Regions from separate parts of the Homo sapiens genome. Here region 2 is linked to region 1. A link is a loop called in an ENCODE intact Hi-C map of the cell type or tissue named here. Cell type or tissue: PC-3. All regions are shown on one strand. Each heading gives the region's core, and the rest is flanking DNA. Links, peaks and the distances in the headings are about the cores only.

Evidence for each region. Peaks named below come from ENCODE experiments on the same cell type or tissue, not always from the same donor. Only the 100,000 strongest peaks of a DNase experiment are listed, where the experiment ranks them.
Region 2: it touches region 1 in a loop (3-fold over the local background); 1 of 110 quality-filtered maps calls a loop at or near these places.

Annotation. Positions count from the first base shown.
Region 1 is chr10:64,707,799-64,712,211 of GRCh38, forward strand. No RefSeq gene overlaps it. Among named protein-coding and RNA genes, the nearest start is that of LINC02671, 210 kb to the right of the region's middle. In PC-3, for the core only: no CTCF peak of the experiment used is centred there; DNase peaks (open chromatin) are centred at 1,343 and 1,713.
Region 2 is chr10:64,757,874-64,762,286 of GRCh38, forward strand. The region is part of intron 2 of LOC107984239 (a long non-coding RNA gene); the gene reads left to right. Among named protein-coding and RNA genes, the nearest start is that of LINC02671, 160 kb to the right of the region's middle. In PC-3, for the core only: no CTCF peak of the experiment used is centred there; a DNase peak (open chromatin) is centred at 2,698.

The sequences.
Region 1 (4,413 bases), core at 189-4,188:
ATCCATTTTTTATGCTGGCTTTTTTAGGATTATCTACTTCCTCATTTTTATTTTATATCACTAATGTCACAGTAACTTTGAAACAGAAACAAAATAACCAAGCACCATATATAATTTATCTAGAGTTTTTAGATAATCATATCCATAATAACTAAATTTTAGTGCTTAGTATTTATCAGATACTATGTTTAGTGACTTGCCTCTATTATATCTTATAGTCTTCACAAAACCTCTATAATGTGCAAGTATCAGTGTTTCTATTCCTATCATGCAGAACAAGGACTAGCAGGTTGGGACTTTGTCTAAGGAATGCAAAGACAGTTTAATGGGAAAGTAATGATTTAACATTAAGACCACATGATTAAACCCAAACAAACAAAAAATAAGAGCTGGGTATACTTTAAAGGAGAGTACAAAAAAATAGTGATTATCAGCAAATGAATAAAAATCCTTTTTCCTACTAGCATTTTATATAGGTATAAATAATGTGTTTGCCTCAGGTGGAGAAGAGGTTGAAAAATCAAAAAGTCTTCCTGTGAAACTGAGGGTGGCCTATGGGACTTTAAGAAGAAGGAGCATATGACTTGATGAGGTTGAGAGGATTTTTTTCTTCCCATCACCAAGACCAAATATATGCTTTTCTTGGGGATCAGCCTAGGGGAAGGAACAAGCTTCTGACACTAATGAGATTTTGTGTGAGTCTGGGAGAAGATGGAAATTAGCCTATGCATGGCATTCTGGGAAAACTTGAAGGTTGTATGGAAAAATGAGCACATCTAAAAGATGCTTGGAAGCTCCCAAAGGAAGGAAGCATCTGTGTTTGGGTGAAGCTAATGGATTATGCAGCTCAGGCTTCTGTGCCACTATGTATTCTATACCCACAACATTTAATATCTGTATTAATAATTTTTTAGGTTCATTAAACTTCTTAATATAATGTTATATAAATTTATTCTATAAATCAGATGTTTTAAAGAATACCAATTTAAAAGTGGTGAAAATATACCACACGTTATTAATTGACAAAACTAATTACCTGGACAAATTCGTGTAAATGAATGTATTCACCTGAGTGCTATGTAACTATTAGTAAAAAGTACTTAACTGCTGCCTCTGCAAATGCCCCAGATCCCTACTTGAAATTCAGCTATTACCAATTCATTTTAAAAGGGTCTGTCTCCTTCTAATATGTTTGGCACATGCTGGCTGCCTGCATTACTTATGCATCCAGGAAAGCATATGCGTCTATACTTAGACGTTGCATTAACCATGTTTCATGCTTCTGCAAACTTGATGCTTTACTATCTGCCCTGCATGCACATGCTGGACATTCCTTGTTATGAACAACTTGTTGCTACATCTGAGTCACCTACCCTTGGCCTCTTTCCACCTCATCACCCCTCCCCTCTGACCCCACTTAATGGAGTCCTCCTCCTAGGGGTGCCTTTTTCAAATATAAGCCAAGTAATCCAGAACCTATACACCAACCACTTAATTTATCTAGATCTCACTGGGCCACTATCTTCCTGCCCTGATTACCCCAAGGTTGGGTACCAGGCAACTAAGGACAGCCACCATGCCCTAGAGCCTGTTGAAATTATTCCAGCTAGCCATTCCTAAACCTGCTTCCTCTGCCTCTCCAGTTTCTTCTCGCAGAAACCACAAAACAGGCTCTTGCTCATAGTTACTTGCTCTCCTTCTACCTTCTCCTGACTGGCTTTTGTGCTTCCCATGTGCCCTATACTCCCTCCCACTCCCCCACCTTGGTGACATGCCATGTCCTCCTGGGAACTGTGAGTAACAAACTGTCTTTTCAATAGGAGTGTTTCTTGATCTGTTGTCTTTAAGATACCTCACATTTTCTATGAATACACTGTATTTTAAAATAGCTATGTAATAGTTTTTCCTCTAGACTCTCCATCATTTTTGATTGATTTTTGCATTCTCTGTGTCATTCACATTTTTCTGATGTATTGTGGTGAAGGGTAGGACATGCAAGACTCCATTTTTGGGAAAAGTTCACATTTTGAGTTGAAAATTTCATTTAGAGAATTGTAGGATTACATGAACTTGTGAGGAATAATACAGTGACATCCGTGAACCCATTATCCAGTTTCCCTCAGTGCTAACACTTGCAAAACTAGAGTACACGATCACAAACAGCATATTGACTTTCATACAAACCCTGATCTTACTTTCTTTTTGTAAAAATGTAGTTGTTGATCATTACCCTAGATAAAAGCAGATATCCCAGTATGGAAGATAGGTCAGTTCCTGTGAAAACAGCTACTTCCTTCTCCTCTCTTCTCATGACAATTTTTATAGCAGATCAGATATATTTGTATTTAACACTTATAAGTTTGGTATCTTGACCAACATGCATTTCTGCAATTATAGCAACTCACGTTGTTAGTATAAAATCATTGTTGTATGATTACAAGAGAACGTACTTAGTGAAACCATAACTTGGACATTTATGCTTTACCCTCTAGATTACAAGGTCTTCACATTCCTGAATATTCAGTATATGAAGTTATCAAAGCAATTTTGGAATCTTTATCCCAGTAGTAAAAATATGATGTCAGACATTTACACACCACTTTATCTTTGCTAGGTGTCTTCCAGCAAGGTTTATGTATAACAACTTACCGTTATACATAAACCTCTTATTGACTTTCCACAAGGCCCTACATGAGTAGTTACTATTGACTTTCCACAAAGCCCTACATGAGTTAGTTACTATTATTTTTCAAACTTTGCAGGTAAGTAAATTGAAGCAGACAGACATTAATTAAATGTTTCCAAGGTTACAGTATTATAGCTGGTACATAAAGAACCAGGATTTGAATCCAGGCATTTTGGTTCCAGTGTCTGTGTTTATAACAGTTATTCTAAATTGCCTTTCCCATCATAGGGAAGATTTTCATATTGTGACCCTGAACTAGCTACTCTTCTTTGCTTACATTTAACTAATTAGTCCCCTCAACAATCCTAGAAGATGTGTATTTTATTATTATTATTATCTTCATTTTATAGATGGGGAAAGCGAGGCACAGAGAAGTTAAGTAACTGGGTTATAGCCATATAGCTGGCAAATGATACAGTTAGAATTTGAATTTGGTTATTGTTTCTAGACTTCCTATGCTTAACCACTGTTACAAATTAGTACTACCATATCAGAGAGTGTCTAGCAGGCATGACTTTGGTATGAAAGCCTTTACTATAAATTTGGATGATTAGAGACCCTTAACCTGATTCCCTTTAGTCACCAGATAACAAGACAATACTAAGTTAATTGTTAATTTTATTTGTACAGAATCTATTAAGAGTCCAAGATGAGCTTACATTTCATATCACATTCATTAATGAATAAGAGAGATTTGAACAATGCAGTTCTTCTGCATAGCCTTATTCTGAAATAAACTTTGTAATAGAAGATTATTTCCATCTAGTAGGTCCTTCTTATGGGGTTATGTATATGGAAATCTAATGGTTACAGAACAATCTTTGGTTATAATCTTTAGAGGTATAATCCTAGCATTTGAGTTTAACTGACAGCATGCAAGATTCCTTATCTTGTAGGGTGGAGTTTAGAGGAAGCTTCACGTCTAACAGAGGAGACCCAGACACACTACTTTCTTGGTCTATGCAGTTGGTTATGTAACTATTGAAAATTAGCCTTACAGGATTTAATGGTGAATATGTGAATTGAACTACTATGTAGAAAGACTAAATTTTCAAAACTATATTCAGGCATATTTTAAATTAATGTATTGACATTGACTGGAGACGAATTTCAACTTTAGGTATTTGTCCCCACCTTCTCAATTTGTGACTTTTTACGAAGTGTTTTGAGATCTTGAGTACATATCTGATTCAATCTAAACATAGTGCTGCCCATGCTGACTGGAATTCCAGAAGGAGAGAGAGAAGAAAACTGATACTAATTTTGTAACCCAAACTATACTCAGAATTTAACATTCAAAACAAATTTCTCAGCCAGGTGTGGTGGCTCACAGCTGTAATCCCAGCACTTTGGGAGGCTGAGGCGGGTGGATCACTCGAGGCCAGGAGTTCAAGACCAGCCCTGCCAACATGGCAAAACCCTGTCTCTACTAAAATACGAAAATACTAAAAATACGAAAATTAGCCGGCATGGTTGTGCATGCCTATAGTCTCAGCTACTAGGGAGGATGAGGCAGGATAATTGCTTAAACTCTGGAGGCGGAGGCTACAGTGAGTCAAGATCATGCGTCTGCGCTCCAGCCTGGGTGAAAGAGTGAGACTCTGTTTCAGAAACAACAATAACAACAACAACAGCAACAACAACAAATTTCTATCTCCTTAGGGACTTTGTTATCAGTATTGTACCCTTATGTTTTGCTCCTTTTCTGATTTGTCTACTCATGCCAC
Region 2 (4,413 bases), core at 236-4,235, 50 kb after region 1:
AGTGGTAAACCCAACTTTAACATAATTAAGGGTGACACTGATATTTTATTCTTCAAAATCCTGAAGCCCAAACATTGAATCATCAGTGTGTGATGAAAGTTGTATTTTATTTAGCAGATTTTTCCTGGCCTCCCATGAGACAAGGGTAAAATAGCAAATTTATTTTCTAGTTGCTATAGTGCCTTTCAAACAGGTTGAGAAAGTAAGTTCTCACAGAATAAGCCAGTAATAAGTTACTGGCACTGTTCTTCTACTTGACTTAACAAACTTCCGATTAAATGAAACTGTACTCCAATACAATATCATACTAATTTTATTTCATATAATAAGACATAATGCTCCCCTCCCATCCCCCAGTTTACTCACAATAAATTCTGCTGTTCCAGAAAGGAACTAGTGGTCAAAATATATCTCACAAACACCATTTAAGTATATTAACTCATCCCCAAATTATTTCCTTAAATGAATATATTTATATTATTTGAGCAGTGGTTCTGTTGCATATAACTTGATACATGTTTCCTCATTTTTAAATATAGATAAAGATTTTATTTCAGGAAGGCAGGTTATGTGAACTGATAGCAATACTGATCATTGTGGTTTAAGAGTTCAAGGTTATTGAAAATTCCAATGAAATGGAGTATGAGAAGAAGCAACCACAACAATTTTTGTTTAAATTGTAGTAAAATACACACAACATGAAATTTTCCATCTTAACCATTTTCAAAGGTGTAGAGTTCCATAGTGTTAAGTATATTCACATTATTTTGTAACCAATCTCTGGAATGTTTTCATCTTGCAAAAATAAAACTATACCTATTAAACAACTATACCTATTAAGCAACTGCTCCCTTTTCCCCACCCCAGGCCTGGCAACCACCATTCTACTTTCTATCCATCTGATTAGTCTAGCACAGTGTCCTCCAGGTTCATCCATTGTTTTCACTGTTAGAATTGGGGCTTTCTTATGACTTTTCTGGTTTTGTTTTTGCCCACATACTTTATCTGAGAAAATAATTTTATACTTAAATTAAGTTTCTGGTAGTGGCTATTCTCAGCAATTATTTATGGTGACACTCTATTTGGTAAGCTCAGTATAGTATAGTTTTCCTATTTCTCTCTCTGTCTTTTTTCTTATTTACGGTATTTGTTTGCAATGATAAAATGGCTTTTCTAAGAAACAAACATTCCATTTAAGGCACTATCACCTCAAATCCTCTTTTAGCTAGACAATGAAAGAAATTGGGATAAAAATACATTTCAAAAGTAAAATTAAATATAGTCCCTTTATTCCATGGTGCATATGTGCCACATTTTCTTTATCCAGTCTAACATTGATGGGCATTTGGGTTGGTTCCAAGTCTTTGCTATTGTGAATAGTGCTGCAATAAACAAACATGTGCATGTGTCTTTATAGTAGAATGATTTATAATCCTTTGGGTATATACTTAATAATGGGATGACTGGGTCAAGTGGTATTTCTAGTTCTAGATCCTTGAGGAATTGCCCCACTGTCTTCCACAATGGTTGAACTAATTTACACTCCCACCAACAGTGTAAAAGTGTTCCTATTTCTCCACATCCTCTCCAGCATCTGTTGTTTCTTGACTTTTTAATGATCGCCATTCTAACTGGTATGAGATGGTATCTCATTGTGGTTTTGATTTGCATTTCTCTAACGACCAGTGATGATGAGCTTTTTTTTCATGTTTGTTGGCCACATAAATGTCTTTGGAATACTAAGCAGCCATAAAAAGAATGAGTTCATGTCCTTTGCAGGGACATAGATGAAGCTGGAAATCATCATTCTCAGCAAACTAACACAGGAGCAGAAAACCAAACACCGCATGTTCTCACTCATAGGTGGGAGTTGAACAATGAGAACATATGGGCACAGGGAGGGGAATATCACACACCAGGGCCTGTCAGAGGTAGGGGTCAAGGGGAGGGATAACATTAGGAGAAATACCTAATGTAGATGACAGGTTGGTGGGTGCAGCAAACCGCCATGGCACATGTATACCTATGTAACAAACCTGCACGTTCTGCACATGTATCCTAGAACTTAAAGTACAATAAAAAATAAATTTAAAAAAGTCCCTTTAGATTTGAAATAGTTTTAACTATGTTACAGTTAAATGTTTAAAAAAAAACAGCCTAGAGACTGTCTCTTTCAATGTACTCTCTTCCTTAAACTTACATTTTAATGTTGAGGATTTTTTTAGGCACTGCTAATTGCCCTCCAATCATGTATGAGAAGTATAAGAAGTAGAGTTATTGTTGTAGAACAGCTTAAGTTTGAAATCACTGGGAAGGCCTTGTTTTCTGGAAAGAGAAGAAAATGGAACAATTGAGTACAAAATGTATTTGGTACAAAGTAAGTATTCCCATAGCTTCGGGAAGTAGTATGGTGCAGAGGCAAGTTCTTGGGCTTTGAAGTATGCCAGATTTGGATGTGAATTCCATCTGTGAAAATTACCAGCTGGGTGCTGGGGGCTGCATCGCCACTACTCAATGTGATAGGAGGACTGATACTTATCTGTGAGTTGGTCGTCACAGGCCTGTAATAAGAACAAAAATTGAGCAGTGTACATTTTAACACTATTGATCAAATTGTCGTTTCTATGTCATCCCACTTACAATCAGTGGATTTGTCTCACTAAACAGGGTGTAAACTAGACCAAGTGTTGCTCAACTAGCCTGATGAGTCATAAGAGGCAAGAGCTGCATTTTAGTTATACGCAGGAGGACCAAGGGATGACATGATGTTTTAAAGTTGGTTTGTGAGGTGTAATTCAATAAAAATATGATAACATGTGTGTGCTCATTTATTTTACAGAAAATTTTAAGGTTTTATCAGATATATTTTAAATGTATAGCTTACCATTATTAGCTATTTAAGTAATCAAAATTTTAACCCTAATATAGAGACAGTAAAGATTTATAATAATTTTTTTGTAAAGTTGCGACACATTTTTTTGTTCAGTAGTAGTATATGAAATTGCAATAATGAAAGTTATTTCAAAGAAGGGCTAAAAAATTTTAATGCTAATTTACATATGGTAAAAGAAGATTAACTGGACATTTTTTGTCAAAAAATGACACATCTTTTATTTCAGTAGTATATTAAATAGTGATAATGGAAGTTTTTTTAAAAAGCAAAGACCAAAAAAAAGGTCAAACTAATTTTACTCGGAAGTATTATCTCTCATATATTGATTTCATTTTGTAGCTGTAATTGGTGATGAAATGATTAAAAAGTATGTTATTTGAGGAGATGAATTGGCTGCTGAAACGATTAAAGCATCAAACTTAAGGCCAATTATATACACAACATAAAGAGATGCATTCAAAACCACAGAATTATATGAAAGAAAAAGTGTTAAAATAGAAAGCTGACAACAGATGTTCAATATTTTGAATACAAACATTAGTGCTTGGCAGAATTTATATAACATGGCACTTCATTTTCCCAAGAATAAAAACACCATGTACAATTACTGAGAAACTAATGAATGATTGTAGCAAAGGGGTTTGTCTAGAAATGTTTCTGTAGCAAAGTAGTTGACTCAAGTACCGCTCTCCAACACTATACCTTGACACATTCAAGAATTAACTAATGATAGAGAAGACTAATAGAAAAAATGAACTTACCATAGTATTTTTTTATTGTAACCTGATAAATTCATAGCCCAACAAGGTAATTATTTTAGAACTTAAGCAACTTAAACATAATATTGATATGATAAACTCTAGCTCTAAATGCTAGCTCTAAATTGTGTACAACTATAAAAAATAATATTGTCAATAAATATGACTTCACATGCAAGGTTTATGTAGATCTATGTTCTGTGGGATAGTCACTTAGTCACAGTGTTTCATCACACACACAAAAAAATCTTGCCAAAAAATTAAAAAAAAAAAAAGAGCTCGTCAGCTCTCAACTATAAGTTGGCTTATATGTGAGTTATGCAAAGGTTAACATTTTAATTTTATGATAATACGGAAAATAATTATGAGTGCGTGGTATTGCATGTAGAAGTATGATGTTTAATTGAAAAAAATATTGGATTTAGAGTGATTGAAATACGGAACAAACTCTAAGTGATTCTTAAAGATAAATTAGTTTTGTCATAGTTTTTTTTTTAAGGAAGTGAAATGGACAGCCAAAATTGCTTATTGATCTGATATGCTTGGTATTTTTAATTATCTTATTACTTTCATGCAATAAAGAAATTTAATGTATATCAATAGCAGATAAAATTGAGGGCACACACAAAAGTTAAAAATTTGAAAAAAACAGTGTTTACAGATTGTAATGACATGTTCTAAAATTTGACACCAATTGTAAATGATGTGAATGATAATCTTGATATTGCATATTTGCAAAAAGTTTGTCAATGAACATTTTTT